Regions from separate parts of the Homo sapiens genome. Here regions 1 and 3 are each linked to region 2. The links are chromatin loops, found by intact Hi-C in ENCODE. Cell type or tissue: B cell. All regions are shown on one strand. Each heading gives the region's core, and the rest is flanking DNA. Links, peaks and the distances in the headings are about the cores only.

Region 1 (10,727 bases), core at 1,226-9,225, 560 kb after region 2:
GGCCAGGTTGGTCTCCAACTCCTGAGCTCAGGTGATCCATCCGCTTTGTCCTCAAAGGGCTGAGATTACAGGCATGAGCCACCGCTCACAGCCATTAAATTGGACAGACTTTAAATGGGTGAGTTGTGTGGTATGGTATTGGAACCTCAATAAATATATTAAAGACACAAGATGAAAAGGAAAGGGCTGCCTGCTAGGCTCAGGAGGGAGTGGGGACAGGAGAACTGGGTGTGGGAGATAGTGGAGGAGGTGGGGTGAAGTCACTTCAGAAGCGGCATGGATTAAAAGGGGCCTGAGCCAGCCGGGCGCAGTGGCTCATGCCTGTAATCCCAGCACTTTGGGAGGTTGAGGTAGGTGGATCATGAGGTCAGGAGATCGAGACCATCCTTGCAGTGAGCTGAGATCGCGCCACTGCACTCCAGCCTGAGTGACAGAACAAGACTCTGTCTCAAAAAAAAAAAAAAAAAAAAAGAGAACAAAAAGCAGCCTGAGCCAGCCCATCATGTCCTGGGACGCTGGCAGTGAGTGAATGGCTGACCCAGGCAGACAGAAGGGAGTGGGTGCCAGGCTTGGGGCCACCAGGCCTTGGACAGGAGCACAGAAGGTAGGTCTGGTGGGAAGGCCACTGTGGACCATGGCTCAGGAGAGGCAGGAGAGGAGGACAGAGGGAGAGGAGGCAGGGCCTGTGTGTTTGCTCTTTTTCTGCAGAGCAGGCTTCTTCTCAGAGGTCCTCCTGGCACATCCTGGCTTAAGTGGGCCCAGGTTATCCCAGGCCTCACCAACAACTAGAAATCCTGGCATGATGTGTTGTATCTCTTCAGCTCAGCTGTGAGCGCTTGGGGACAGGGCCCGGAACCATGTGCTCACTCAACAATGAAAGCAGGGCCATAAACAAAGAGCACACCAGCATAGGGGTATCCTCCTCACTCCTCCACCGGGAAAGGCTGGGGTGGGTGTGTATGTGCTGTAACAAAAGTCCACACCATTAGGAGACACAACCCCAGGCAGTGGTATTTAGGGCACTGTCTGGCACAGGGGGGGCCACTGCTCTGTGGTGAACTGGGAGAGGACCAGGGTATTTATACAAAAATGAGATGCTGGAAGCAGGGAGCTCAGGGAGCCTCCAGGCCTGAGGTCCTTCTGTGGCCTGGTCTGGCTGCAGGTCACACAGGTGCATATTTGGAAACAGACCTTGTGCTGCACACCTGAAGGGGTGGGGTAGCCCAGGTTACACCGGAGAAGAATGAGACTCGGCCAGGCGTGGTGGCTCATGCCTGTAATACCAGCACTTTGGGCGGCTGAGGCAGGGGGACCACCTGAGGTCAGGAGTTCGAGACCAGCCTGGCCTACATGGTGAAACCCTGTCACTACTAAAAATACAAAAAAAAAAAAAAAAATAGGCCGGGCCCAGTGGCTCACACCTGTAATCCCACCACTTTGGGAGACCAAGGCGGGCAGATCATCTGAGGTCAGGAGTTTGAGACCAGCCTGACCAACATGGAGAAACCCCATCTCTACTAAAAATACAAAAAATTAGCTGTGCATGGTGGCACATGCCTGTAATCCTAGCTATTCGGGAGGCTGAGACAGGAGAATCGCTTAAACCTGGGAGGCAGAGGTTGCGGTGAGCCAAGATTGCACCATTGCACTCTAGCCTGGGCAATAAAAGTGAAAACTCCATCTCAAAAAAAAAAAAAAAAAAAAAAAAAAAAATCGCAGGGCATGGTGGCGCCCACCTGTAATCCCAGATACTAGGGAGGCCGAGGGAGGAGAATCGCTTGAACCTGGGAGGCACAGGTTGCAGTGAGCCGAGATCACGCCACTGCACTCCAGCCTGGGTGACAGAGCAAGACCTGGTCTAAAAAAAAAAAACACACACACAAAAAACAACAACCAAAAAACAAACAACGCCAGGCGTGGTGGGTCGTGCCTGCAATATTAGCACTTTGGGAGGCCGAGGTGGGTGGATAACCTGAGGTCAGGAGTTCGAGACCAGTCTGACCAATATGGTGAAACCCCATCTCTACTAAAAATACAAAAATTAGCCGGATGTGGTGGCATCCAACTGTACTCCCAGCTACTCGGGAGGCTGAGACAGGAGAATTGCTTGAACCCAGGAGGTGGAGGTTGCAGTGAGCCAAGATCGGGCCACTGCACTCTAGCCTGGGTGACAGAATGAGACTCTGTCTCAAAAAATAAAAAAGAAAGAAAGAAAAGAAAAAAGAAAAATGAGGAAATAGAATGCATTATATTCCTCCAATGTGTTCTGGGACAGCACTCATGGGCCAGATCTAGCCTGAAGCCTCTTTTTTTTTTTTTTAATTTTTGGTAGAGGTGGGGGTCTCACTATGTTGCCCAGGCTGGTCACAAACTCCTGGGCTCAAGCCATCCTCCCGCTTCAGCCTCCCAAAGTGTGGGGATTACAGGCATGAGCCACCTGGCTCACAGGCAATCTGTTTTTGTAGAGCCCCCAGGCTAAGAACACTTTCCATTTGTAAATGGTTGTCTCAGTAACTGAAACTTTCTGGCCAGCCAAACCCAAAATACTTGTCATCTGTCCCTTTTATAGAAAAAGTCTGCCAATCTCAGTTCTGGGATACAAGAAAAACAAGAGGAGGTTGGCCGCGGTGGCTCATGCCTGTAATTCCAGCACTTTGGGAGGCTGAGGCTGGAGGATCACTTGAGCCCAGGAGTTTGAGACCAGCCTGGTCAACATAGCTGCACCCTGTCTCTACAAAAAGTAGAAATAAAAAATAAAAAAACCAAGAAGGGGCTGGGGAGGACTTTTCACCTCACACTGATTTTTCTACTGTCTGAATTATTACGTTTTTAATTACCATGCTCATTTTTGTGTGTGTGTTAAAATTGAGGAATAATGTGCATAACATGTAATTTAAATGTAAAGTTTGATTTGTTAAGAGACATGCATTCTGCCGAGCACGGTAGCTCATGCCGATAGTCCCATCACTTTGGGAAGCCGAGGTGGGTGGATCACTTGAGCCCAGGACTTCGAGACCAGCCTGGGCAAGATGGCGAGATCCCATCTCTATAGAAAATACAGAAAGCTGGGCGCATGCTTGTAATCCCAGCTTCTCAGGAGGCTGGGGTGGGAGGATGGCTTGAGCCCAGGAGGCGGAGGTTGCCAAGAAATCACTCCAGCCCAGGCAACAGAACCATACCGTCTTAAAAAAAAAAAAAGAAATGTATGTATTCACTCTTAGATTACGTTTAAAAGTTTCTATTTGTCTGTTAACCTGGGGACTGAGTATGGGCGCCTTTTAAGTTCTCTTTTTCAATTTTCTGTGCTGAGCCCGATAACAAAATTTAACGTGTTACTTAAACATTTGAAAACTTTACGCCGGGCATGGTGGCTCACGCCTGTAATCCCAGCACTTTGGGAGGCCGAGGTGGGCGGATCATCCGAGGTTGGGAGTTCGAGACCACCCTGACCAACATGGAGAAACCCCGTCTCTACTAAAAACACAAAGTTAGCCAGGCGTTGTGGCACATGCCTGTAATCCCAGCTACTCAGGAGGCTGAGGCAAGAGAATCGCTTGAACCCAGGAGGCGGAGGTTGCGGTGAGCCGAGATGGCGCCATTGCACTCCAGCCTGGGCAACAAGAGCAAAACTCCGTCTCAAAAAAAAAAAATTGAAAATTTAAAGAATATGGATTCCTGTGACACCATGCAGGCGGGGGCTGCCAGCAGGGAACCACTGCATAGAACATCTTGTAAATTCCCTCCAGGTTCCGGGTTGCGGCCTCAGCTTTGCCTTGGGGAGCCGCGGCCTTCTTTGGGCCTCAGTTTCCCCATCTTAGAAATCCAAGGGTGGCTGAGGGCCAGAGCACAGGCTATGACTCAGTTTAACCCACTGTAAAACGTAAATAACTAGAGGGACCGATTTCCTGGGCTGTTACGAGAAGGAAGAGGAGCTGGGAAAGACCTCAACAAACTGCAGCACTTAGCGTTATTACAGAAGCTATGATGGATCCCCGGGCTCCGCCTCCGGTCACACCGCCGGGAAAACTGAGGCCCGCCTGTGTCCCCGGAACCCCGCCCCCGAGCCCCGAGTGCCCAGACTCTGAGACCCCGGCGCAGAGTGATACTGACCCGACAGTCCTCGACGCGGCAAGTTCCGTTTGTAGTCGATGGGCCCATAGCCCCCCGGCGGAGGCATGTCCTGCTTCACCTTTGACGCCGCCATACTCGCAGTATCCCACACTTCCGGTCCCGGGCGGAAGTGACTTACTGCCACCGCCATGATGAGTGTGGCGGAAGCACTTGAGATGGTCCGCGGCACGGCTAGGAAGTCCCGGACAGTAGTGTAACTATCCGACCGCGCGGGAAAGCTCTGGCGGCGGACCCTGGGTAGGAATGCGCTGCCGGGCTGCAGCTGAGGGGTCTTTACTCCTCTTTTGCCCAGACAGGGCGTGACTCGCCTTGGTTCTTGCATTATAGGCCCTCGCGTTCACCTTGCCTCTGGGGTGTTGCGCAGGCCAGTCAGAAACTCCGAGCTCTCAAAGGAGCCAGGTGCCCCAGTTAAGGCCCCTTTTCCCGTTTTCGCCCCGTCTAGGGACTCTACGCGAAGCCCAGGGCTCCACGTAGTCACGGGCTGGGTACATGATGTTGGGGGGCAGCTGCTGCTCGAAGTCGGACTCACCCCAATCCCTGGAACGGATTCTGCTCCCTGGTGGTGATGGGTATCCCTTGCTAGTGGCCTCTCATCGGAAACTGACCATTCAGGATGATTATGAGTCACAAAGCAGGGAGGCTAGGGTGGCCCCGGGGCGGGGTCCCGGACCCCCACCCTAAGGCGGAGTGACGCCCGCAGTCACTTCACAAGGCAAAAATTGTTACGGGGCAATAAAAGGCACAACAGCGGCCAATGTCTGGCAGTGGGCACATGGGGGTGCGGGGGTGTAGGTGCCAAGCGCCATGGCTTAGACCCGAGATTGGAGTCCGGCCGCCCCCCGACAGCAGCCGCCTCCTGCCCCCCGTGCGCCCTAGGCGCCACCATGTCGGGAGACAAACTTCTGAGCGAACTCGGTTATAAGCTGGGCCGCACAATTGGAGAGGGCAGCTACTCCAAGGTGAAGGTGGCCACATCCAAGAAGTACAAGGGTACCGTGGCCATCAAGGTGGTGGACCGGCGGCGAGCGCCCCCGGACTTCGTCAACAAGTTCCTGCCGCGAGAGCTGTCCATCCTGCGGGGCGTGCGACACCCGCACATCGTGCACGTCTTCGAGTTCATCGAGGTGTGCAACGGGAAACTGTACATCGTGATGGAAGCGGCCGCCACCGACCTGCTGCAAGCCGTGCAGCGCAACGGGCGCATCCCCGGAGTTCAGGCGCGCGACCTCTTTGCGCAGATCGCCGGCGCCGTGCGCTACCTGCACGATCATCACCTGGTGCACCGCGACCTCAAGTGCGAAAACGTGCTGCTGAGCCCGGACGAGCGCCGCGTCAAGCTCACCGACTTCGGCTTCGGCCGCCAGGCCCATGGCTACCCAGACCTGAGCACCACCTACTGCGGCTCAGCCGCCTACGCGTCACCCGAGGTGCTCCTGGGCATCCCCTACGACCCCAAGAAGTACGATGTGTGGAGCATGGGCGTCGTGCTCTACGTCATGGTCACCGGGTGCATGCCCTTCGACGACTCGGACATCGCCGGCCTGCCCCGGCGCCAGAAACGCGGCGTGCTCTATCCCGAAGGCCTCGAGCTGTCCGAGCGCTGCAAGGCCCTGATCGCCGAGCTGCTGCAGTTCAGCCCGTCCGCCAGGCCCTCCGCGGGCCAGGTAGCGCGCAACTGCTGGCTGCGCGCCGGGGACTCCGGCTAGAAGCCGGGTGGTTCCAGCCATTCCTGCAGCCAAGGGCACTGGGCCAGGGCGGCGCACGCGCAAGAGGCGCGCTTCGAGGGAATATGCGAAGCTGCCGCGTGCTGCTGCACATGCGCTTTTTCCCTTCCGCTTCCCTCCCTTTCTTCCCACGGGGGAGTCCGCAGTTGCCCTTGTTCGGAATCCACGTTCCCCGCGATCCCGGGAGCTGGAGGCGCATGCGCATCCGCGATTCCCTGCGACCAGGCCCCGAGAGGGCGAGACCAGAGGGGACGGAAGCATTGCGCCTGCGCGGAACTCTCAGCCTCTGCGCGGAGGGCGTCCCTTCCCAACCAGCCGTGGGTGCCAGGTTCCCGGTTGGAACCTGCAATAAACTCGCTGTTCCTCGCACCTGGCTCTAACGGTGGCCCCCATTTGCGGACTAGTGGAGAAGCGATCGCTCCATCCGGGGAAGGCAGGCGCGGGTACCCTATTTTAGAGTCACGCATGTTGAGGTTATTGCTCCAAGACTCAAAAGGGAGTCGGGAGGATTCGAGCCTGGACCTTTTGAGCTCCCCAGTATGGGCAAACTCAAAGGAGCTTTGTTGTCCCCGGGTCGTGATGTCGCTGTGATGATGGGCTGGGAAGCAAGTGGACCCCAGCGCCTCGCCGTCCACATCTTTTAAGAATGGAACAGCCAGGGGTGGGGCGAGGGTGGCCTGTCTCCACGTAAAGTAGGAGTTTATAGATAAGGAAACTGAGGCCCACATGGATGTCACTTGCCAAAAGGCAGAGCCAAGGGCCAGGCGCGGTGGCTCACGCCTGTAACCCCAACACTGCGAGTCCGAAGCGGGCAGATATCTTGAGGTCAGGAGTTCGAAAACAGCCTGGGCATCACAGCCGAGACCTCATCTCTTGTTTGTTTGTTTGTTTGTTTGTTTGTTTTTTGAGACAGAGTCTCGCTCTGTCGCCCAAGCTGGAGTGCAGTGGCACGATCTCGGCTCACTGCAACCTCCGCCTCCCGGGTTCAAGCGATTCTCCCGCCTTAGCCTCCCAAGTAGCTGGGACTACAGGCGCGTGTCCCCCCACCCGGCTAATTTTTGTATTTTTAGTAGAGACGGGGTTTCACCATCTTGGCCAGGCTGGTCTTGAACTCCTGACTTCGTGATCCACCCGCCTCGGCCTCTCAAAGTGTTGGGATTACAGGCGTGAGCCAACGCGCCCTGGACCCTGCCTCTTAAAAAAAAAAAAAAAAAAAAAAAAGGAAAAGAAAAAAGAAAGAAAAAGAAAAACCCCGGGCGCGGTGCTCACGCCTGTAATCCCAGCACTTCGGGAGGCCAAGGCGGGTGGATCACCTGAGGTCAGGAGTTCGAGACCAGCCTGGCCAATATAGTGAAACCCCGTCTCTACTAAAAATACAAAAAAAATTTAGCTGGGCACGGGGGCGGGCGCCTGTAATCTCAGCTACTCGGAGGCTGAGGCGGAAGAATCGCTTGAACCCGGGAGGGGGAGGTTGCAGTGAGCCGAGATCGTGTCACTGCAGTCCACCGTGGGCAACAAGAGCGAAACTCCGTCTCAAAAAACAAACAAAAAAGACACAGCTGTGATTTTTTTTTTTTTTTTTTTTTTTTTTTTTTAGGACAAGGTCTCTCTTTGTTGCCCAGGCTGGAGTGGCACGATCTTGGCTCACTGCAGTCTCTACCCGGGTTCAAGCAATTCTCATGCCTCTGCCTCCTGAGTAGCTGAGACTACAGGCGCAGGCAACCACGCCTGGCTAATTTTTTGTATTTTTAGTGGAGACAGGGTTTCACCATGTTGGCCAGGCTGGTCTCGAACTCCTGACCTCAGGCGATCCACCTGCCTCGACCTCCCCAAAGTGCTGGAGTTACAGGCATGAGCCACTTCACCCGGCTCACAGCTGTAATTTGAACCCAGATCTAGCAACAGTGACGTTGCGGGGGTGGGGGAAGCCCTCCCTGCTGTGGGTCCCTTTCCTCTCGGGAAGAGGGGGTGGGGGAGTCAGGGCGGGGCTGGGCGAGATTCAGCTGGACTCACTAGCTCGTTCCTTCCTCTGTTCCTTCATGTAGTCATGCATTTCTTGAGCACCTACTGTCTGCCAGGCCCCAGAGCTCATGGCGAAGAGACTTGGGCCCATCCCTGCCGAAAACGAGACAATTGAAAAGTCAAGTAAAATAAAAGAATGACATGGAAATAAAATAATTGTAAGTTGTGCTAAATGCCAGGTAGAGTTGGGAGGTGTTCAAGGAGGGACTCTGGGCAGGGCGTGGCAGCTCACGCCTATAATTCCAGAACTTTGGGAAGCTGAGGTGGGCGGATCGCTTGAGCCCAGGAGTTAAAGACCAATCTGGGCAACACAGCGAGACGGCCATCTGTACAAAAAATTTAAAAATTAGCCAGGCATGGTGGTGTGTCTCAGTTACTTGGGAGGGTGAGGTGGGAGAATCGCTTGGGCCTGGGAGTTCAAGGCTGCAGTGAGCTATGATCGTGCCACTGCACTCCAGCCTGGACCACAGAGTGAGACCCTGTCTCAGAAAAAAAAAAAAAAAAAAAAAGTCAAGGGACTCTGAAGGTAAGAGAAACAGTCCAGGTTGTTCCCCAGGAAGAGGGGAGCTGGCGTGTTTGAGTAAGGCCAGTAAGCTTATTTGCCTGGAATAAGGAGGGAGAGAGGGAAAGGAGATGGCAAGGTAAGGAGGAAATTGAGAGAGGACCCCACAGAGCCTGGGAGTGGTTCCCATTTGGGGTATATGGGGAAATGTATTAGGTATATTAGGAAATCCTAATCGTGCCTACCTGCATATGAGCCCTACATAGCTGCTCCTCTGGTGGGTCTCCCCATGCCCAGCCCCTGCTCACTCAGTCTCAATGGCTTTCTGGTGCCCTGGTGATGCAGTGCCAGCTCTATCTTCATCCCTCCAAATAGATACATGGCCCTGTCCCCTTCAGTTTTGCAGATGAGGAAACCGAGGCTAAAAGAGGGGCAGTGCCTAGCCTCCAGTCTTGGCTGGACCACATCAGAGTGGAGGTAGAAAACCCAGCTCCTGGGGCCGGGCATGGTGGCTCACACCTGTAATCCCAGCACTTTGGGAGGCGGATCACTTGAGGTCAGGCGTTTGAGACCAGCCTGGCTAACATGGTAAAACCCCATCTCTACTAAAAATACAAAATTTAGTCGGGCATGGGTGGCTTGCACCTGTAGTCCTAGCTACTGGGGAGCCTGAGTCAGGAGAATCACTTGAACCCGGAAAATGGAGGATGCAGTGAGCCAAGATCCCACCAATGCACTCCAGCCTGGGCAGCAGAGCAAGACTCTGCCTCAAAAGAAAAAATAAATAAATAAAATAAAACCTAGCCCCTAGCCCCTCTGGTTTATTCGAAGGGTGCTGCTCCTGACTGGGGCCATGCCTCAGACTCCCCACTTGGAAAATGGGCAAAACCCCATCCTTGGGGTAGTGGGCATGGCTTCAGAGTGGGCGTAGCTTGAGTACTGGGCCCAGGACCTTCCCTAGACTCCCACTGCACTTAGCTAAAACCCACGCCCTTGCCCCGTCTTCCCACCCAGTCCCACCACATTGCCCTTTTTGTTCTTGACCTGCCATGCTGGCTCCTATCTCCAAGCCTTTGCACACTCCTGGCACTTTTCCCCTCTTCAAGCCTTGCCTAAAATGTCACCCCATGCCCTCCTCTCAAGGTGCTATATGTTTCTGTCTGGATAGCTCCTGCCACATCTCCGGGGCCCAGGGCATAGTGCATGCCATCTGTCCACCGACGAATCTGTGGGAGCAGATGGGGTCAGGGTCTCTGCCTGCCATGTGGCCACAGACCCAAGGCTCAATTCAGAGAGGATGAGATGTCGGGGACAAGATGTCAGGGACGAGGGGAGTGTCCCATTTTCTCAGCTGGAGAGGCTATTTGAGACCATGACCCAGGACCCGCCCCTTGAATCTGCCCCAACTGCACTGACAAGCCTGTGCCCAATCCAGGGAAGCAGAGCCTCACGAGGAACCAAGAGCCAAGCCCAGGAGACAGCACCCCATAGGAATGTTTCTCAGGCCAAGCAAGAAATGCCTGTAGCAAGCCTCTGGCCCCAGCTACACGGTAGGCTGAGGTGGGAGGATCGCCTGAGCCTGGGCAACAGAGAGCCTCTAGGCACTCTAGCTTGGGCAACAGAGAGCCTATCTCAAAAAAAAAAAAAAAAAAAAGTGGCTGGGTGCAGTGGCTCACGCCTGTCATCCCAGTACTTTGGGAGGCTGAGACCGGTGGATCACATCAGGAGTTTGAGACCAGCCTGGCCAACACGTGAAACCCCATCTCTACTGAAAATTAACTGGGCGTGCTGGTGGCGGCACCTGTAATCCCAGCTACTCGGGAGGCTGAGGCAGAAGAATCGCTAGAACCTGGGAGGCGGAGGTTGCAATGAGCCAAGATCGCGCTACTGGACAGGCTGAGGTTCAGTTTCTACCATGTTCTCTACCAGCTCTGTGCCCATAAGACCAGGCACTTGGGAGTTGTGGGGAAGGTATGAGCTCCCAGGCCGGAGGCAAGGATGCTTCAAAGACAAGAAACGGCCAAGCGTGGTGACTCACACCTGTAATCCCAGCACTTTGGGAGGCCAAGGTGAGAGGACTGCTTGAGTCCAGGAGTTCAAGACCAGCCATGGGCAACATGGCAAAAATGTGTCTTTGCAAAAAATACGAAAATTAGCTGGGCATGGTGGTGCATGCCCATAGTCCCAGCTACTGAGGAGTCTGAGATGTGAGGATCACCTGAGCCTAGGGAGGTTGAGGCTGCAGTGAGCTGAGATCAAGCCACTGCATTCCAGCCTGGGCAACAGAGTGAGACCCTGCCTCAAATAAATAGCACCTAGGAAAACAGGGTCATGTTTTATGCACATTA
Region 2 (10,727 bases), core at 1,167-9,166:
GTGAGGATGAGGTAGGAGAGAATTGCTTGAGCCTGAAAGGTTCAGGCTAATGTATGTCAGTATCATGCCACAGCACTCTAGCCTGAACAATAAGTAAGACCCTGTCTCCAAAAATAAAAGATTTAGTAAAAACAAAATATGATACATAAACATCATGAATACTCTGTGGCCATTAAAAGAAATGATTATGTCCTTTGCAATAACATCGATGATGCTGGAGATCATTATTCTTAGAAAACTAATGCAGAGCCTGGGCGTGGTGGCTCAGGCCTGTAATCCCAGCACTTTGGGAGGCTGAAGTGGGATAATCACCTGAGGTCGGGAGCTTAAGACCATCCTGACCAACATGGAGAAACCCTGTTGCTACTAAAAACACAAAATTAGCCAAACGTGGTGGTGCACGCCTATAATACTAGCTACTTGGGAGGCTGAGGCAGGAGAATCGCTAGAACCCAGGAGTCAAAGGTTGCAATGAGCCGAGATCGCAACATTACACTGCAGCCTGGGCAACAAGAGCAAAACTTCATCTCAAAAAACAAAACAAAAAACAAAAAAAAAAGAAAACTAATGCTAAAGGGGTGGCCTGCCCCTCCACACCTGTGAGTATTTCTCATCGGGTGGGACTAGAGACTGAGAAAAGAAAGAGACACAGAGACAAAGTATAGAGAAAGAAAAGTGGGCCCAGGGGACAAGAGCTCAGCAGATGGAGGACCGGCACCGGCACCAGTCTCTGAGTTCCCTAGTTATTTACTGATCATTATCACTACCATCTCAGAGAGGGAGATGTGGCAGGACAATAGGGTAATAGCGGGGGAAGGGTCAGCAGGAAAACGTGAAGAAATGTCTCAGTGTCAGAAACAAGGTTAGAAAATGTGCTGTGTTTTGATGTGCACATACATAAACATATCTGGTGCATTAAAGAGCAGTATTGCCACCAGCACGTCTCACCTCCAGCGTTAAGGGGGTTTTCTCCTATCTCAGTAGATGGAATATACAATCAGGTTTTACACTGAGACATTCCATTGCCCAGGGAGGAGCAGGAGACAGATGCCTTCCTCTTATCTCAACTGCAAAGAGGACTTTCTCTTTTACTAATCCTCCTCAGCACAGACCCTTTATGGGTGTCGGGCTGGGGGATGGTCAGGTCTTTCCCTTGCCATGAGGTCATATTTCAGACTATCACATGGGGAAAAACCTTGCACAATACCTGGCTTTCCTAGGCAGAGGTCCCTGCGGCCTTCCACAGTGTTTTGTGTCCCTGGGCACTTGAGATTAGGGAGTGGTGATGACTTTTAACAAGCATGCTGCCTTCAAGCATTTGTTTAACAAAGCACATCCTGCATAGCCCTAAATCCATTAAACCTTGAGTGGACACAGCACATGTTCCTGCAAGCACAGGGTAGCGGGTAGGGTTACAGATTAACAGTATCTCAAGGCAGAAGAATTTTTCTTAGTACAGAACAAAATGGAGTCTCTTATGTCTACTTCTTTCTACATAGACACAGTAACAGTCTGATCTCTCTTTTCCCCACAAATGCAGAAACAGAAAACCAAATGCATGTTATTATTTATAAGTAAGAGCTAAATAATAAGAACACATGAACACAACAGGAGAATAACAGACACTGAGACCTAGTAGAGGGTGGAGAGTGGGAGGACCATGAGGATCAGAAAACAGACATGTTTGGTGCTATACGTAGTATCTCAGTGATAAAATCTGCACACCAAACCCCCATGACATAATTTTAGCTGTATAACAAACCCATATGTGTACCCTAAACCAAAAATAAAAGCTACAAGAAAAAAAAACAGGCCAGGCGCGGTGGCTCACGCCTGTAATCCCAGCACTTTAGGAGGCCGAGGCGGGTGGATCACGAGGTCAGGAGATCGAGACCCTCCTGGCTAACATGGTGAAACCCCGTCTCTACTAAAAATACAAAAAATTAGCCGGGGGTAGTGGCACGTGCCTGTAGTCCCAGCTGCTCAGCAGGCTGAGGCAGGAGAATAGTGTGAACCTGGGAGGCAGACCTTGCAGTGAGCCGAGATCTCGCCACTGCACTCCAGCCTGGATGACAGAGCGAGACGCCATCTCAAAAAAAAAAAAAGAAGAAAGAAAGAAAGAAAAAAAACAAATCCCTGTGTGGGAAAGACTGCAATGTAGATGAACAGACTGATTTTCGCTACAGATAGTGGCCCAGGTGGGGCCACACTCTGATTTATTTCTGTATGCATGCAGGCAGATGAGATTATAAAGAGGAGGTCCAGACCTTTAGGTTGATGGAGAAAATAGGTTGCTGCTGCAGATTCAGTGTCTGGGGGTGGGGATATGCCAGGAGACTTGTAGACACTTGTGGGTTCTTGGCAAGAAACACTAGGATCAAAAATGCTGGCTGGGTGCGATGGCTTATGCCTGTAATCCCGGCACTTTGGGAGGGCAAGGTGGGTGGATCATGAGGTCAGGATTTTGAGACCAGCGTGGCCAACATGGTGAAACCAAGTCTCTACTAAAAATACAAAAATTAGCTGGGTGTGGTGGCACTCACTTGTAATCCCAGCCACTTGGGAGGCTGAGGCAGAAGAATCGTTGGAACCTGGGAGGCAGAGGTTGAAGTGAGCCGAGATGGCACCACTGCACTCCAGCCTGGGCAAAAGAGCAAGACTCTGTCTCAGAAAAAGAAAAAAAAATGGCATAATGAAGTTCCTGAAGGTGGTGCCTAGTCCTGGGAGGAGTATGGGCACGTCTATGTCTAGTGTGTGTGTTTGTGAGTAGGTGGGAATCCTATTGTGGCACTTGCAAGAAAAGGGGGGTGTCTGTCATCAGAGCTCTTTTCCTCTAAGTTTTCAGTCCTCTGTCACCCTGGGAGAAGATCTGGAATCACAGGACAATGGGCAGTGTGACAGCCTGTGTACAGGAGAGCCTCCTATTCCCAAACACCCAGAGTTTTATTCCAGGCCAGGCCTCCGTGATATCTTTTGCTGGCACCAAATCTGCAGAGTTTGCTGAACGTCAAACAACTCTCCAACAACAACTCATTATCTAACATTTGAAATCTGACACCACCCAGAGTCAGCACAGACCCCGTTTCAGTGCTCAGTCCCACAACATTGTCCTCACTGCAGATGCCAGTCACAAACCCCATGGCCCATCTATGCTTCTCACCTATTGTTTGAAAATTGGGGACACCCAAATAATTTGCTAGAGCTATTCACAGAACTCAGGAAAACACTGTAGTGATGTTTACCGGTTTAATGTATAAGATGTGGCCCAGGAAAAGCCAAATGGAAGAAATGCATAGATCAAAGAAAAGAGAACTCTTTCCAGCCAGCGCTGAGAGATGGGCATCTCTTGGGACAACTGGCACAAACGCTGCAAGTCCAGGGGCAAGAGAAAGCCCTACCACAAGAAGCAGAAGGATGAGTTGTGGCGCCCGGCTGCCAACACCAAGATTGGCCCCCGCCGCATCCACACAGTCCGTTTGTGGGGAGGTAAGAAGAAATACGGTGCCCTGAGGCTGGACGGGGGAATTTCTCCTGTGGCTCAGAGTGTTGTACTGGTAAAACAAGGATCGTCCATGTTGTCTACAATACATCTAATAACGAGCTAGTCCGTACCAAGACCCTGGTGAAGAATTGCATCGTGCTCATCAACAGCACACCGTCAGGACGGTGGTACTAGTCCCATTATGTGCTGCCCCTGGGCAGCAATTCTTGCTGACCTGCAATTCTTGCAGCCTCAACATGGAGAAACTCTGTCTCTACTAAAAATACAAAATTAGCCAGGTGTGGTGGTGCATGCCTGTAATCCCAGCTACTCGGGAGGCTGAGGCAGGAGAATCGCTTGAACCCAGGAGGCGGAGGTTGCAGTGAGCCGAGATTGTGCCATTGCACTCCAGCCTGGGCAATAAGAGAGAAACTTCATCTCAAAAAAAAAAAAAAAGAGGAAATACGATGAAAGGAAAAAGAATGCCAAAATCAGCAGTCTCCCGAAGGAGCAGTTCCAGCAGGGCAGCTTCTTGCTTACATCGCTTCAGGGCCGGGACAGGGTGGCCGAGCAGATGAGATTACAGGCGTGAGCCACCGCGCCTGGCCTAAAACAAAATATTTCTCAATGAAACTTTTCTTAAGCTTATATGCCTCCCTCAAGCTCCTGAACTTTGAGCTACCCTCAGTCTGAGTCAACATACAACCACATTTTACATCCCTCCTAAGAACATGCTGATTTCAGAGTAAGACATTCTCTGATATAAAATCTGACTTTTGCACCCTCCATTTGCCATTCCCCTCCCACCTCCTTTCTAAACTTCTTTGCTCCTCCCTAGGGAAGAAAGCACTTTTCTGCCTACGTTTTTGCAAGCCATAAAGACGTTATACTTTGTTGGTACTTCCTCCTGTTGCAATATGTTTTTGGAATTCATTTTTTTCCATAAATCTAACGTTTTTATTTTACAAAGTCAAACAAGTGCCTCAAAACAATAACATCATTATCAGTAAGACCCATCCAGTTTCCTTTCATCTTAATCTTAACTGCATCTGCCTGGACAAACTCCATCTCAAAAAAAAAAAAAAAACCCTCCTTTTGCAGGCTTAATATTAGCCTTAGCTCGGAATCACTAGGTTCAAGCTTTAATTTCCATGCCAGAGTTATTCACTGGGTTTTTGAAACTAAGTGTTGGAAAATACAGTGAAGTTACTAAAACACAGTGTTTACATAAAGGATGGAAATTTTAAGATGCTTACTTTTTTTTTTTTTTTTTTTTTTGAGGACTCTCCCTCTGTCGCGCATGCTGGAGCGCGATGGAGGGATCTCAGCTCACTGCAACCTCTGCCTCCCGAGTTCAAGCAATTCTCGGGCCTCAGCCTCCCAAGTTGCTGGGATTACAGGCGCTTGGCACCACTCCAGGCTAATTTTTGTATTTTTAGTAGAGAGAGGTTTCACCACGTTGGATAGGCTGGTCTAGAAATTTGACCACGTGATCCGCCCGCCTCGGCGCCCCAAAGTGCTGAAATTACAGGCAGGAGCCACCGCGCCTGGCCGGGAAGGGGTTATTAGCCCTAATGCAGTTCTGTTTTTGTTTTCCCTCCATTGGCTGGGGTCAGACCGCACAATCTAAGCTGATCCCGGTTGGCTTACACTCAAGCTTTTTCCAAATCGGGTAATGCGCGATTTGTGAGAAAAGGAGAAGGGAGAAGAAGGGGTAGGGGTGATTTACAACTTTTCCAACTTATGACCAGGAAGTTGCGTCTTTGAAGAAGAACTACGTTGTACTAACAACCCTTTACCTCAAGTGATCCGCTCGCCTCGACCTCCCAAAATGCTGGGATTACAGGCATGAACCACAGCGACCGGCCCCATAAGTTTTTAATAGGAGAAAAGAGAAACTGTCAACCCCATGGACCAAAGCTCTTCCCATTCATGAACCTGCACCCCGAGTCAGGATTCTCCCCCGAGAACCCTCCCGTGCTCCCTGCACAATCTGGGAGAGACGCAGCGCTGTGGGTGCAGAGCTGCCCAGAGAGGGCTCCAGGCCAGGGCAGGGAAGAGACAGGACGCCGCGGGGCCCGGCTGTCGGCGCTGTTGCCATCTTATGGCTGAAGGGGACTGAGGCCGAACTGGGCAAGGAGAAGTCGGTCGCAGATTGTGGAGCTGACTGCGGGGAGGCCTAAGTCCCGCCACAGCCACTTCCCATCGGTTCCAACCAGTCCCTCCCCTCTCTCGGAATGCTGGAAAGGCACTCTCACCATTTCTAGGCTTCCGGGGGTCCCTCAGCTGTGGATCTCCCAATACCTGCAGGTCACAGGGCCACAGAGGCTGGAGAAGAAGACACGAAGCAGCTAAGACCAGATTTGGAGCACCAGCTGCAGCAAGAGACAAATGGCCGCGCCAAACCCGAAAGCCTTCCTCTTCGCTCCAGCTGCCTGCATGATTGGACGGTTTCCAACCCAGCGTCCCTGATTGGATAATGCTTAAGGCCCCGCCTCCTCAGTCCCTGAGTGACAGAAGATGTGATCACATGCTGGGCTGAGTGAAGAAAGAGTCACAGCCTCAGCTGCAGCCTTTTCAGGCCGGGCTTCCTCCTTGAGCTGAGCCAGGCCCACCGGAGAGCATGGGAAAATTCTTTTTTACTCTTTCTCTTTTTGAATGTATTCAAAAGGTGAACAGAAGTATTTGGCTGTCATATTAATAATACAAAAAATTTTTGTTCAAGAGAAAACTTTTACTTTGGTAATAGTGTATTATCAATACGAAAGCTAATTTTAATAAAACCTTGTAAGTAAATCAAATTTGTCATTTTTGACCTCTCGAGACTTACATATACATCATATATATTTTGTAATCTAATGTAATTTTTTTAACTTTTTATATTTTATTTTTATCTACATTCTTTTTATTTTTTCAATTTGAAACAACTTTTAAGTAATTTCAAACTGTTATAGGAGACAGAAAGGAAATCATTTAGGGCCAGGCGCGGTGGCTCACGCCTGTAATTCCAGCACTTTGGGAAGCCAAAGAGGGCGAATCACTTGAGGTCAGGAGTTCAAGACCACCCTGGCCAACACGGTGAAACCCCATTTCTACTAAAAATACAAAACCTTACCTGGGCGTGCTGGTGCACACCTGTAGTCCCAGCTACACCGAAGGCTGAGGCAGGAGAATCTCTTGAACCTAGGAGGTGGAGGTTGTGTAACCGCCCAAGGAGTTTACCTTGCCCTTTGCCCAGACAAAACCAATTCATCAAGACAGGGGAATTTGTGGAGGAAAAGTTAAATATTTAATTTGAACTCAATTGAACGTGGACACAAACAATGGTCACCAAGTCCTGGAAGAGGTTGTGTGAGCCCCTTGAGGCGTTCATCCAGTGCTATTTTAGAGAAATCTCTATGTCAATCTATTCAATCTATTCCTATACATTCGTTATTGAAAAACAATAGACAAGGCCGGGCGCGGTGGCTCACGCCTGTAATCTCAGCACTTTGGGAGGCTGAGGCGGGCGGGTCACGAGGTCAGGAGATCAAGACCATGCTGGCTAACACGCTGAAACCCCGTCTCTACTAGAAATACAAAAAATTAGCCAGGCCTGGTGGCAGGCGCCTGTAGTCCCAGCTAGTCGGGAAGCTGAGGCAGGAGAATGGTGTGAACCTGGGAGGCGGAACTTGGAGTGAGCCGAGATCGCGCCACTGCACTCCAGCCTGGGCGACAGAGCGAGACTCCGTCTCAAAAAAAAAAAAAAAAAAGAAAGAAAGAAAAAGAAAAACAATAGACAATCACAAAAACAAGTTGACCTTTCTGTGTTCCTTGAGACCAGTCATGAAGGGCCCTGGTGACTAGGCCTCATGCTGAACAACTCGTTACAAAAAGAGCTAGGTTCCCAGACCGCGCAGAAGCGTCATTATACCTCTCCTGGTCTGTGCACCGATGGGTGGCCAACTCTGGAGCCCATCCTGTTGCTTTCCGGTCTGGTGGTGAATCCTCCATAGTCTGGTGTGGAGTCAAAGTTAAATAATAAATTTGTGCTAATTGAACGTGGACACAAACAATGGTCACCAAGTCCGGGAACAGGTTGTGTGAGCCCCTAGAGGCGTTCATCCAGCGCTGTTTCAGAGAAATCTGTATTTCAATCTATTCCTATACATTCGTTCTTGAAAAACAACAGACAATCCCAAAAACAAGTGACCTTTTTGTGTTTCTTCAGCTCAGTCGCGAAGGGTCCTCATGACTAAGCCTCGTGCCAAACAACTCATTACAAAAGAGCTAGGGTCCCAGACTGCGCCAAAGCTTCGTGACAGCTCTCCTCACCTGTGCACAATTGTTAGCTTGCTATTGGACTTTACTGGAAACAAAACACCTCTGCTTTAACCATGATGTCTTTATGAGGCCTAAATTTCCTGTTATGATTTAGGTCACGAGTTCCCTCAAAATCCACAGGAGGCCAAGATGTGTGGATCACGAGGTCAGAAGTTTGAGACCAGGCTGGCCAACATGATGAAACCCCATCTCTACTAAAAATACAAAAACTAGCCAGGTGTGGTGGCATGCATCTATAATCCCAGCTACTCAGGGGGCTGAGGCAGGAGAATCACTGGAATCCCAGGAGGCAGAGGTTGCAATGAGCTGAGGTCTCACCACTGCACTCCAGCCTATGTGACAGACTGAGACTCCATCTCAAAAACAAACAACCGAAAAACATAACCATTTCTGATGAAGAAAGGGGTGGGAGCAGCCAGTTAACTGAACTAGTAGACATCCTCTGAGCTCTTCGAAAGGAAGGAAGAAGGATTTGTCACTTGTATACCAACTCTTGCTCAGTAGCAAATGGTCTTACTACCTGGATGCCCCAATGACAACAAAACAAATGGTTAATTGGGAATAAAGAGGTATGGGGAAAACAATACTGGGAAGATACATGAATTCTGGTACACACTACCATTATCATTGTTTTCCTGTATTAATTAATTTATTTTTTTTGACACGGAGTCTAGCTCTGTCACCAGGCTGGAGTACAGTGGCTCAGTCTCGGGTCACCAGGCTTGAGTGCAGTGGCTGAGTCTCAGCTCACTGCAACCTCTGCCTCCCAGGTTCAAGTGATTCTCCTGCCTCAGCCTCCCGAGTAGCTGGGATTACAGGCATGCACCGCCACGCCCAGCTAATTTTTGTACTTCTCTAGTAGAGGCGGGGTTTCACTGTGTTCACCAGGGTGGTCTCAATCTCCTGACCTCGTGAACAACCCACCTCAGCCTCCCAAATTGGTAGAAGTACAGGCTTGGGCCACCACTCCTGGATCTGTTTTCCATGATGATGCTCATGCATCTCTGCTTTTCTTGACAGACTATTTAATCAGCAGGAAGATCGACAGGCCAAAATTTCCACCATAAATGCAAATTTGAATGTGGATGAATGGATTACAATGTGTTCAAGCCTTGCAATGAGAGGCATTATAGTGTTTGGTGGTATAATTGATGGTGATTACTGGGGAGAGTTAAAGGTTGTTTTATACAATACCACTCCAGATTCTTTTGCTATAAAACCACAAATGTGGGTTGCTCAATTATTAGTGGTACCTTGTCAACAATTAACCCCTGAGGAAATCTCTGTCCCAACAGAGGCTACATACAGAACTCGGGGATTCAGATCCACTGGTTCATGTAGCTTAAATCCTGGAGCCAATATATGGGTACAGCATCCATCAGATCCCACCCCTAAGTCTGGTGACCTTGTAGCTGTGAAAACAGAAAATGAAGGCATAGTACAATTTCCTAAAGATGAAAAACAATATGATGTTCCTATCCTTTTTTGTTATTACAGGGAATAATCTATCTACTAATGGTCAGCACCTGTGTCTTTGTGTCTGAGGCCAAGAATAAATTCATGAACTGGGTAGCCACCGCTGCAATAGAAGCCAATCACAGACAATGTTTTCTATACGTCGAGTTGCCAAAGGCCGCCAGGAATGGGCTACCTTGGAGAATCATCCTGACAACATTTCTGAATGGCTATGTAGTTACCAACGGGGTCACAACAACACTTGTAGTCCAACCTGTACTTCCTTTGACCACACTAAGCAATCTATCTTTGCCCAAGTCAGACAAAAGGTGAACTCCACATTCTCCTTTCATCAAAAGCCTTGGTATCCTGCCCAATATTCCTGGAATGGTATATTTTGGAAACCAGCTGTGCTGGTGCCTGGATTCCCTATAGCCCCCGCTTAGTCTGGAGGCCTTAAAAGGTTCCTCTAATATTACTCTGGGGTTTCTCCAGACAATTGTCAACACATACTCCAAATCAACATTGCCCCCAGTGAACCACAATCTCTTTCCTACTTTAATAATACATGAGTACACTGTGATTACAGTAGCTCCATTGCTGTCCCCTGGGGGAGCCCTCTGGGTATGCAGATCCTATGAGTGGTGATACCTGTCCCCACACTGGACAGGGAGATGAACTTGGGGATAGCCATTAATTCCATTCACCATCCGGGTTAATATTCCTCTCCCAAGTAATTTAGATACTTACAAACATCACTGGTTATGAATGTGCCAGCCTCCCTGGCCTCCCTGGTGGCAGTACCCTATCACAGTATTCTCCCCTGCCACTGGTACAATCCTGCTTCAGCAACAAACTAAAATATTAAGGTTATATGTAGAAAAAGCTCTTAATGATATTAGCACTAGACTTATGTTGTTACCAGATAAATTTGCTCAGCTGAGTACTGTTGTGTTGCAAAATCAAATGGCATTAGATATGCTTACCGCAGCCCAAGGAGGGATTTGTGCCATATTGCATGCTAAATGTGGTGTGTATATCCCTGGCAATTCTCACAATATGACTCTCCTTAGAAAGCCATGCTGGGTGTGGTTTTTATTAATTGTGCTTTTAATTCTCCTGTCCTTACCCTGTATCTGTAATCTATATCGACTATGCCTTCCCTATGTATCTGTAAGGGTATTTTCCTACAATTGAGTATCCAATTGAGGCCAAAGGTGGAGAAAAAGTTAAATTTGAATTGAATTGAATGTGGACACAAACGATGGTCACCAAGCCTGAGAATAGGTTCTGCGAGCCCCTTGATGCATTCATCTAGAGTTGTTTCAGAGAAATCTCGATTTCAATCTATTCCTTTATATTGTTATTGAAAAACAATAGCCAATTGCAAAAACAAGTTAACTTTTTGTGTTCCTTGAGCCCAGTCTCAAGGGCCCTCCACTGTGCCTCATGCCAAACAACTTGTTAC
Region 3 (10,727 bases), core at 1,178-9,177, 160 kb before region 2:
CTGGCTAACATGGTGAAACCCCATCTCTACTAAAAATACACACAAAAAATTAGCCGGGCATGGTGGCATGCACCTGTAGTTCCAGCTACTTGGGAGGCTGAGGCAGGAGAATCACTTGAACCTGGGAGGCGGAGGTTGCAGTGAGCCGAGATCATGCCATTGCACTCCAGCCTGGGCTATACAGTGAGACTCCGTCTCAAAAAAAAAAAAAGTTTTACATTAGGGGAAACAAAATTCAGGCTTAAGCAACTATAAACTGTCAATTAAGCTCTGATTACATAACCAGGAAATTTCCACCTTAATTGAACAAATTAAGAACCTACATAACCATACCTGAGCAATTATTGAATATAGTTTTCTTCATCATGCACCCTATAAATGTCTTTCCTTCAAGCTCCTCCCATGGACCACAAACTACAAACTATAGCTGGGTGCTCGACAATTCTTGAATCACTGTTTGATTAAATTATTTCCATTTTGGCAGAGACACTCATACTTTTTTTTGTTTTTTTGTTTGTTTTTTTGTTTTTAGACAGAGTCTTGCTCTGTCGCCCAGGCTGGAGTACAGTGGCATGATCTCAGCTCACTGCAACCTCCACTCCTGGGTTCAAGTTATTCTCTCACTTCTACCTCCTGAGTAGCCTGGACTAGAGACATTCACCATCACACCCAACTAATTTTTGTATTTTTAGTAGAGATGGGGTTTCCCCATTTTGGCCAGGTTTGTCTTAAACTCCTGACCTCAAGTGATCCACCTGCCTAGACCACCTAAAGTGCTGGGATTACAGGTGTGAGCCACTGCACCTGGCCCCATAAATTTTTTTTGTTTGTTTTTGAGATGGAGTTTTTCTCTGTTGCCCAGGCTGGAGTGCAGTGGCACGATCTTGGCTCACTGCAACCTCCACCTCCCAGGTTCAAGCAATTCTCCTGCCTCAGCCTCCTGAGTAGCTGGGATTACAGGCACACGCCACAATGCCCAGCTAATTTTTTTGTATTTTTTTAGTAGAGATGGGGCTTCACCATATTGTCCAGGCTGGTCTTGAACTTCTGACCTCAAGTGATCTGCCCACCTCAGCCTCCCAAAGTGCTGGGATTACAGGCATGAGTCACCATGCCCAGCCGCTGGCCTCATAAATTTATAATAGGAGAAAAGAGAAATTGTAAACCCTGTGAGATATAATAGATCTCATCCTCCCAAGTAGCTGGGATTACAGGCATGTGGCACCATGCCTGGTTAATTTTTTGTATTTTTAGTAAAGACAGGGTTTCTCCATGTTGGTCAGCCTGGACTCGAACTACCGACCTCAGGTGATCCACCCACCTCGGCCTCCCAAACTCCTGGGATTAAAGGCGTGAACCGCTGGGCCTGGCCTAGCTGCAGCCTTTTCAAACAGGGCTTCCTACCTGAGCTGAGCCAGGCCCATTCCAGAGCATGGGAAAATTCTATCTCTTTTCATTGTCTCTCTTTTTGAATGTATTCAAAAGATGAACGGAAGTATTGTGCTGTCATATTAATAATACATAAAATTTTTGTTCAAGAGAAAATCAACTTTTACTTGTTAATAGTGTATTATCAACACTAAAGCCAATTTTAATAAAACCTTATAAAGCTGGTGCAGTGGCTCACACCTATAATCCTGGCCCTTTGGAAGGCTGAGGCGGTCGGATCAGGAGTTCAGGAAATCGAGACCATCCTGGCTAATACAGTGAAACCCCGTCTCTACTAAACATAAAAAAAATTAGCCGGGCCTCCTGGTATGAGCCTGTGGTCCCAGCTACTAGGGAAGCTGAGGCAAGAGAATCGCTTGAACCCGTGAGGTGGAGGTTGCGGTGAGCCAAGATCGCACCGCTGCACTCCATCGTGGGCAACAGAGCAATATTTTGTCTCAAAAAATAAAAATATAAATAAATAAATAAATACAACCTTGTAAATAAACAAAATTTGTCATTTTTGACCTCTCAAGATATACATGTATATTTTGTAATCTCTTGTAATTTTTTGAACTTTTTATATTTTATTTTTATCTGCATTCTTTTTATTTTTTCAATTTGAAACCACCTTTAAGTAATTTCACATTGTTATAGGAAACAAAAAGATATCATTTAGTGATAACCTCAGTGGCTCACGCCTGTAATCCCAGAACTTTGGGAGGCCTAGGTGGGTGGATCACTTGAGGTCAGGAGTTCAAGACTAGCCTGGCCAACATGGTGAAACTCCATCTCTACTAAAAATACAAAAAATTAGCAGGTTGTGGTGGTGCACTTTTGTAGTGCCAGCTACTCTGGAGACCGAAACAGAAGAATCGCTTGAACCCAGGAGGTGGAGGTTGTGTAAGGCCCAAGAGGTTCACCTTGCCCTTTGCCTAGACAGAGCTGATTCATCAAGACAGGCGAATTTGTGGAGGAAAAGTTAAATAATAAATTTGAACTCAATTGAACGTGGACACAAACAATGGTCACCGAGTCCCAGAACAGGTTGTGTGAGCCCCTTCAAGCGTTCATTCAGTGCTGTTTTGGAGAAATCTCTATTTCAATCTATTCCTATGCATTAGTTATTGAAAAACAATAGGCAATCGCAAAAACAAGTTGACATTTTTATGTTCCTCGTGCCGGGTCATGAAAGGCCCTCGTGACTAGGCCTCATGCGAAACAACTAGTTACAAAAGAGCTAGGATACCAGACTGGGCTGAAGCTTCATGAGACCTCTTCTCATCTGTGCAGGAATGAGCGGCCGACTCTGGAGCCCAAGCTGTTGCTTCCCATCTGGTGGTGAGGCCTCCACTGTCTGGTGAGTGCAATGTCCGATGCTAGAGCCCAGGCTGTTGCTTCCCACTCTGGTAGTGAATCCTCCATAGTCTGGTGAGTGTAAATATATATATATTTTTTCCTTTCTCCTCTTCCCATTGCAATTTGCTTATTATATCAATCTACTTGTTATATCAATCTGCTTATTATATTGATTTGCTTATTACATAATTTGCTTATTATATCTGCATTGCTATTTACGTGGAATGAAGCTTGTTTACCCTTAAAGGTATTGTGTGTGTGTCTTTCCTTCTCCCCCTCGTGCGTTTCCCGCACAGAACACTTTTGGTGTCACAAACAGGATTCAAAAACAAAAGTGTGCCACTTTTTAGCAACAAGGGCAGGGCGGGAGGCTCGAGGACTTCCCATATCCCCGGATGGAAACTCCCCCAGTTCTCTCCCTTGGCAATTGAATGGTCAAGGGGAACCGGACTTTGTAAGAATTGGGAATCTAAATTAGTGCAATTTAGACCTTTGTGCGTGAAGTGCTGCAGGGAATTCCAGTCAGCAAAGGAGACGCTGAGGGGATCTCCCAGAGTGGATGGTGTTTCCTTACTGCTTATAAGATAATGTGTCAAGATAGGGGCTGGTTGCATCCTATGAAATGCAGGGAAATAATTCATTTTACCAAAGGCTAAGCCTAAAATACTAGAATTTGCAACCCCTACCACTAAAAATGAGGCTCAGAAATTTATTGGCTTGTTTGGATTCTGGAGACATCATATTCCCCACTTGGGTAACATGTTACAACCTCTGCATGCAGCCACCAGAAAACGCTATGACTTTGGGGAGAGAAAGAGATCATGGCTTCCGAACAAGATAAACAAGCAGTGCAACTGGCCCTGGATCTATGACCCATTTGGGATGGTCCCGTAGAACTGCAAGTAACTGTCCTAGATCAACATGCTAATTGGAGCCTTAGGCAGAAACAAGATGGGAAGAGGTACATTTCTGGTTTTGGACCCAGAAACTGCCAGAGGCCAGCAAAGCTTATAACCCTTTCGAGGAGCAATTGTTAGCTTGCTATTGGGCTTTGCTGGAAACGAAACACCTCTGCTTCAACCATGATGTCTTTATGAGGCTTGAAATTCCTATTATGACTTGGGTCATGAGTTCCCCCGAAACTCACCAGATAGGGCACGCCAAGGGGGAGAACTGGGGGAGTTTCCATTCCGGGATTTGGGACGTCCCCAAGTTTCCAGCCTTGGGCTCCAGAGTCAGACACCGCACTCTCCAGGCTGGAAGATTCTCCACCAGGCCAGGAAGCAACAGCATGGGTTCCAGAGTGGGACACCCGCACTCACCAGACTATGAAGGACTCACCACCAGACCAAGAAGCAACAGCCTGAGCTCCAGAGTCAGACACCACCCTCATCAGACTGTGGAGGATTCACCACCAGACAGGGAAGCAACAGCCTGGGCTCCAGAGTTGGCCACTCGTCCGTGCACAGACGAGGAGAGGTCTCATGAAGCTTCGGTGCAGTCTGGGACCACAGCTCTTTAGTAACGAGTTGTTTGGCATAAAGCCCAGTCACAGGGCTCTTCAGGACAGGGCTTAAGGAACACAAAAAGGTCAGCTTGTTTTTGTGATTGTCTATTGTTTTTCAACAATAGTAGCTGTAATCCCAGCTACTCAGGAGGCTGAGGCAGGAAAATCGGGTGAGCGAGACCCCGCCACTGCACTCCAGCCTGGGTGACAAAGCGAGACTCCGTCTCAAAAAAAAAAAAAAAAACATTAGCTTTAGTATTGATAATACACTACTAACAAAGTAAACGTTGATTTTCTCTTGAACAAAAATTTTATGTATTATTAATATGCCAGCAAAATACTTCTGTTCACCTTTTGAATACATTCAAAAGGAGAGTGAGTACAAAAGAGAATTTTCTCATGCTCTGGGGGGGGCCTGGGTCAGCTCAGGAAGGAAGCCCTGCCTGTAAAGGCTGCAGCTTAGGCTGTCTCTCTTCACTTAGCCCAGCATCTGATCACATCTTCTGTCACTCAGGGCCTGAGGGGCGGGACCTAAAGCATTATCCAATCAGAGACGCTGGGCTGGAAACCGTCCAATCAGGCACGCAGCTGGAGCGACGAGGACGGCTTTCCGCTTTTGGCGCGGCCTTTGTCTCTAGCTGCAGCCGGCGTTTCAGGTCTCGTCTTCACTGGTCTGTGTCCTATTCTCCTGGAGGCCCAGCCTCTGTGGCCCTGTGACCTGCAGGTATTGGGAGATCCACAGCTAAAACCCCAGGACACCCTGGAAGCATAGAAATGGTGAGAGTGCCCGGCCGACATCCCGAGACAGGAAGAGGGGCAGGGTGGAACTGGTGGGAAGTGACTGTGGCGGGACTCAGGCCTCTTCGCAGTCAGCTCCACAATGTGCGCCCCAAGTTCTCCTTGCCCAGGTTGGCCTCAGCCCCCTTCAGCCTTAAGATGGCGACTGCGCTGACAGCCGGGCCGCCAGGCCTCCTGTCTCTTCCTCTCGCAGTGACTGTGCCATGGCCTGGAGCCCTTTCTAGGCAGCTCTGCAGCGGCAGCGCCGCGTTTCTCCCAGATTTTGCAGGGACCATGGGAGGGTCGTCAGGGGAGAATCCTGACTCGGGATGTGGGTTCATGAATGGGAAGAGCTTTGGTCCGTGGGGTTCACAGTTTCTCTTTTCTGTTATTAAAAATGTGTGGAATCCGGGAGGTGGAGCTTGCATTGAGCCGAGATTGCACCACCACTCCAGCCTGGGCGACAGAGGGAGACTCCGTCTCAAAGAAAAAAAAAAAGTATGGTGCCAGGTACGAAATGCCAGTAATCCCAACACTTTGGGAGGCTGAGAAGGGCTGATCACTTGAGGTCAGGAGTTGAAGACCAGCCTGGGCAAAATGGGGAAACCCCATCTCTACAAAGAAAATAGAAAAATTAGCTGAGTGTGATGGCGAATGTCTCTAGTCCCAGCTACTCGGGAGGCAGAGGAGAGAGAATCGCTTGAACCCAGGAGGCGGAGGCTGCAGTGAGCTGATATCACACCACTGCATTCCAGCCTGGGTGACAGAGCAAGACTTTGTCCTTTTTTTTTTTTTTTTTTTTTTTGAGACGGAGTCTCGCTGTCGCCCAGGCTGGAGTACAGTGGCGCGATCTCGGCCCACTGCAGGCTCCGCCCCCTGGGGTTCACGCCATTCTCCTGCCTCAGCTTCCCGAGTAGCTGGGACTACAGGCGCCCGCCACCTTGCCTGGCTAATTTTTTGTATTTTTAGTAGAGACGGGGTTTCACTGTGTTAACCAGGATGGTCTCCATCTCCTGACCTCGTGATCCGCCCGCCTTGGCCTCCCAAAGTGCTGGGATTACAGGCGTGAACCACCGCGCCCGGCCTAAGACTTTGTCTAAAAAAATAAATAAATACATAAATTATGGGAGTCACCGCAAAAATATCAAATAATTTAATCAGTCATTCAAGAGCACCCAGCTATAGTTTGTAGTTTGCGGTCCATGGGAGGGGCTTGAAGGAAACATTGATAAGGTGCATGATGAAGAAAACCATATTCAATAATTCAATACGTATAGTTATGTAGTTTCTTTGTACAATTAAGGTGGAAATTTCCTGGTTATGTAATCAGAGCTTAATTGGCAGTTTATGGTTTTTTAAGCCTGAATTTTGTTTCCCGAATGTAGTAATTTAGCAAAAACTGCACTTGAGTTTAGATTTTTATTTTAGAAGGAGGAATCCGAGGACTAGAGCATCCTCAGTCTAATTGCCTGCCACTTAATTATTTCCACACCCCACAGGGGACTGATTTTTCCCTAGCATTTTTCACATGTGTCCTAAGCAGGGCCTGAAATGTACCCCACGTTCCTCAATTAATCATTTTTTTTAAAGCATTGCATAACACTATTGAAAAGACTTGTTTTCTCTTTGTAAATATTTCCCAGAAGAAAGCAAAGAATAATCCCCTGACACTGTATTGTAAAAAATATCTGTGCCTGCATTTCTTTTGTTGTTTTTGTTTTTTGAGATGGAATCTGGCTCTATTGCCAGGCTGGAGTGCAGTCGCGCGATCTCGATTTACTGCAACCTCCGTCTCCTGGGTTCCAGCGATCCTCCTGCCTCAGCCTTTCCAGTAGCTGGGACTACAGGCGCGCGCCACCACGCCCAGCTAAATTTTTGTATTTTAAGCAGAGACGGGGTTTCACCATGTGGGCCAGGATGGTCTCAATCTCTTGACCTCGTGATCCACTCGCCTTGGCCTTCCAAAGTGCTGGGGTTAGGCGTGAGCCACCGCGCCCGGCTCCTCTTTTTCTTTTATTTTTCCAGAGAACTTACCAAAATGTTTTTGGGTCAAGATTACCCTTTGTAAACTTTGTAGGGTGATGTGTCCTCAGCTATCCTTCAGTTTTTTTTCTGGGCCTGAGTTTTAGTACTTTCTGGGAATAAACCAAGATACCCACCATGGCTATGTCTGGTAGAGTGTCTAGTGACTATTAGCTCTTGGGTCATTTTCTCCCATAGGACCACCTGAAGTATACAGTGTAGCCTCTCAAAAGAGCAGGTGACAGCCTTGGGGCTGAAAGGCATCTCCTGTTGCACTTCTTCTTTTTTCTTTTTTTTTTTTTTTTCCTGAAAAGCTAACCCCTTGAGGCTGGGTGCAGTGTCTCACGCCTGTAATCCCAGCACTTTGGGAGGCCGAGGTGGGTGGGTCACCTGAGATCAGGAGTTGGAGACCAGCCTGGAGGCTGGCCAACATGGTGAAACCCCATCTCTACTAAAAAATACAAAAAATCAGCCGGGCATGGTGGCAGGCGCCTGTAATCCCAGCTACTCGGGAGGCTGAGGCAGGAGAATGGCGTGAACCCGGTAGGCGGAGGTTTCAGTGAGCCGAGATTGCGCCACTGCACTCCAGCCTGGGCGACAAGAGCAAGACTCGATCTCACAAAAAATAAAGAAAAGCTAACCCCTTGAGACATGATTCTCTTCACCCAACCTAGCTTCCAATTCTTGGAGACACATTGCTTGTCAGCCAACCAGATGCTGGTATCGAGGGGAAAACAAATAATTTCTGTCCCCTAGATTTTCTTGGCGGGGGCAGGGGGGGGGTGGCAGAAAAATAGTGAAAAATTTGTTTAAAAAAAAAACACTCCAAAAGACAAAAAAAACTGACCCCAGTGAGATGGCGTAAAAATTTAGGAAGTAAAATGCACCTGGAGGACTCACTGGGTCATATCGCAGTGTCTCCTGGGAGGGTGGTTATTGAGCACGTAAATGAGCAGGATGGGGTGGGTGATTCGACCTGTACCTTGAAACGATCTGTTCACTTATTTTGACCTCCCTTTTTTTTTTTCTTTTTTGAGACAGTCTCAATCTGTTGCACAGGCTGGAATGCAATGGCTCAATCTCGGCTCACTGCAACCTCCACCTCCTGGGTTCAATTGATTCTCATGGCCTCAGCCTCCCAAGTAGCTAGGACTACAGGTGCGCACCACTAGGCCCAGCTAGTTTTTGTATTTTTAGTAGAGATGGACTAGGCTGGTCCCAAACTTCTAGTCTTAAGTGATCCACCTGCCTTGGCCTCCCAAAGTGCTGGGATTACAGGCGTGAGCCACTGCACCCAGCTGACATGTTTTTTTAACTAAAATTTGCATTTTATTAGTAGGGCTTGAAAGTTAAGAAAATATTTACAAAGAAAATAAAATATGAGTTTCAAAAAATTAATATCTAATCATATATTCCATTTGTTAATCATTCTCATTTATCTTTTTCTTTCCCAGAGTGAGTTTAGGAATTTTCTCAGGTGTGTTTTTTATGGCTGAGTGATTTCAAACAGAATTCCAAGCCTTAACTTTAAGAATGCTAGCTACCAAGGGAAAAAATAAGAAAAATCTCTCTTTCATTTTGGCTGTAGACAATGAATATATTTCCACAGGAAAATGTTGTAGATAATTGAGTTACATAAATTCATCAAAACATCAGTACCTCCTTTTGCTGGGTAAATTTGTGACAGTGAATAAATATCTCATGTCTATATCCTGTTGTCTTCATTTCTGAATGTAATGCTAAATTATATGTGATGAAACATGGTACCTTCTACAAGTGTTCCCATATGACTAATTTGTTACTACATTATTTTTAATAGAAATAATAAGATAATACATATATTGTCTGAAAGAAGTAGGTATATTTGCTTTTCTTATGAAGGTATAAAATGCAAGCACTTTAGCCAGGTGCAGTGACTCATGCCTGTAATCCCAGCATTTTGGGAGGCCGAGGCAGGTAGATCACTTGAGGTCAGGAGTTCCACACCAGCCTTCCCAACATAGTGAAATTCCATCTCTACTAAAAATACAAAAATTAATAGGGTATGGTGGCGCATACTTTGTAGTTTCAGCTGCTTGGGAGGCTGAGGGAGGAGAATGACTTGAACTCGGGAAGCAGAGGTTGCAGTGAGCTGAGATCATACCATGGCACTCCAGCCTGGGTGACAGGGCAAGACTCCATCTCAAAAAAAAAATTAAGCACCTTAAAATTTCCATCCCTTATATAAACACAGTGTTTGAGTAATTTCACTGGATTTTTTGAACAGTTTCAAAAACCAAGTAAATAACTCTCACATGGAAATTAAAGCTTGAACCTTGTGACTCCAAGCTAAGGCTAATATTAAGCCTGCAACAGGAGGTTATTAAAGGCCCAGTTAGTTATTCTTGGGGAACCTTTCCTGCAGATGTTTCAGCCTGCTCACCCGAGCCATGGAAGGAGCCTTCATCCTCAGAGAAACTGCAGAGCCCTGGAAAGCTGGGGCCCCACAGGCAGATGCAGTTAAGGTTAAAATGAAAGGAAACTGGGGGACGGTCTTACTAATGATGATGAAGTTGTTATTGTTTTGAGGCACCTTCTACACTTTGTGTAATACAAATGTTAGATTTATGTAAAAAAAATGAATTTCAAAAATGTATTGCAACAGGAGGAAGTACCAACTAACTATAAGATCTTTACGGCTTGCATAGATGTAGGCAGAAAAGAGCTTTCTTTTCTAGGGAGGAGCAAACAAGATTAGAAAGGAGGTGGGAGAGGAATGGCAAATGGAGGGTGAAAAAGTCAGATTATAGAAAAGAGAATGTCTTACCCTGAAATCAGCATATTCTTAGGAGGGACATAAAATGGGGTTGTATGTTGACTCAGACTGAGGGTAGCTCAAAGTTCAGGAGCCTGAGGGAGGGAGATAAGCTTAAGTAAAGTTTAAGAAGTATTTACTTTTAGGCTGGGTGTGGTGGCTTATGTCTGTAATTCCAGATCACAAGGTCAGGAGTGCGAGACCAGCCTGAGATGGTGAAACCTTGTCTCTGCTAAAAATACAAAAATTAGCCACCTGCGGGGGCACGTGCCTGTAATGCCTGCTACTCAGGAGGCTAAGGCAGGAGAATAGCTTGAACCTGGGATGCAGAGTTTGCATTGAGCTGAGATCATGCCATTGCACTCCAGCCTAGGCAACAGAGCAATACTCCAACTCAAAAAAAAAAGGAGATATTTTATTTTAAGCCTGGCATGGTGGCTCACCTGGAATCCCAGCATTTCAGGAGGCCAAGGCATGCAGATCACCAGAGGTCACAAGTTTGAGACCAGCCTAGGCAACATGGTGAAACCCTGTTTCTACTTAAAATACAAAAATTAGCCGGGCATGGTGGTGGGTGCCTATAATCCCAGCTACTCGGGAGGCTGAGGCAGGAGAATTTCTTGAACCCGGGATGCAGATGTTGCAGTGAGCCAAGATCACACCACTGCACTTCTGCGTGGGTGACAGAGCGAGATTCCAGCTCAAGAAAAAGACAGAAATATTTTATTTTTACCACTGAAGACAAATTCAGCTGATTTTTTTAATGAGAAAAAGGAGAAAATGTGCAGAGTGTGTGTCTGGCTCTGTGACAGGTAAGAAAAGGGAGCACCGTCTAAGTTG

What was found. Peaks named below come from ENCODE experiments on the same cell type or tissue, not always from the same donor. Only the 100,000 strongest peaks of a DNase experiment are listed, where the experiment ranks them.
Region 1: a loop joins it to region 2, with 6 times the contacts of the local background. A loop is called at or near these places in 2 of 110 quality-filtered maps.
Region 3: a loop joins it to region 2, with 9 times the contacts of the local background. A loop is called at or near these places in 5 of 110 quality-filtered maps.

What each region holds. Positions count from the first base shown.
Region 1 is chr19:19,509,716-19,520,442 of GRCh38, reverse strand. TSSK6 (testis specific serine kinase 6) reads left to right here and starts at 4,895. Exons shown (of 1, transcript NM_032037.4): 1 at 4,895-6,224. The coding sequence starts at 5,016. The coding sequence ends at 5,837. NDUFA13 (NADH:ubiquinone oxidoreductase subunit A13) reads right to left here and starts at 4,218. Exons shown (of 5, transcript NM_015965.7): 1 at 4,111-4,218. The coding sequence starts at 4,204. RefSeq lists an enhancer at 4,040-4,319 and a silencer at 4,530-4,649. In B cell, for the core only: no CTCF peak of the experiment used is centred there; DNase peaks (open chromatin) are centred at 4,252, 5,246, 5,797 and 6,106; H3K4me3 peaks cover 1,712 bases; H3K27ac peaks cover 1,266 bases.
Region 2 is chr19:20,073,148-20,083,874 of GRCh38, reverse strand. ZNF90 (zinc finger protein 90) reads right to left here and starts at 5,875. Exons shown (of 4, transcript NM_007138.2): 1 at 5,740-5,875. The coding sequence starts at 5,742. It also overlaps the pseudogene RPS8P11. RefSeq lists enhancers at 984-1,839, 5,453-5,932. In B cell, for the core only: no CTCF peak of the experiment used is centred there; DNase peaks (open chromatin) are centred at 5,124 and 5,944; H3K4me3 peaks cover 1,841 bases; H3K27ac peaks cover 404 bases.
Region 3 is chr19:20,232,632-20,243,358 of GRCh38, reverse strand. LOC105372310 (a long non-coding RNA gene) reads left to right here. Exons shown (of 7, transcript XR_007067164.1): 2 at 2,722-2,859; 3 at 3,569-4,377; 4 at 4,809-5,071. Among named protein-coding and RNA genes, the nearest start is that of ZNF486, 71 kb to the right of the region's middle. RefSeq lists enhancers at 4,134-4,652, 5,164-5,674. In B cell, for the core only: no CTCF peak of the experiment used is centred there; DNase peaks (open chromatin) are centred at 4,848, 7,278 and 8,018; H3K4me3 peaks cover 1,025 bases; H3K27ac peaks cover 652 bases.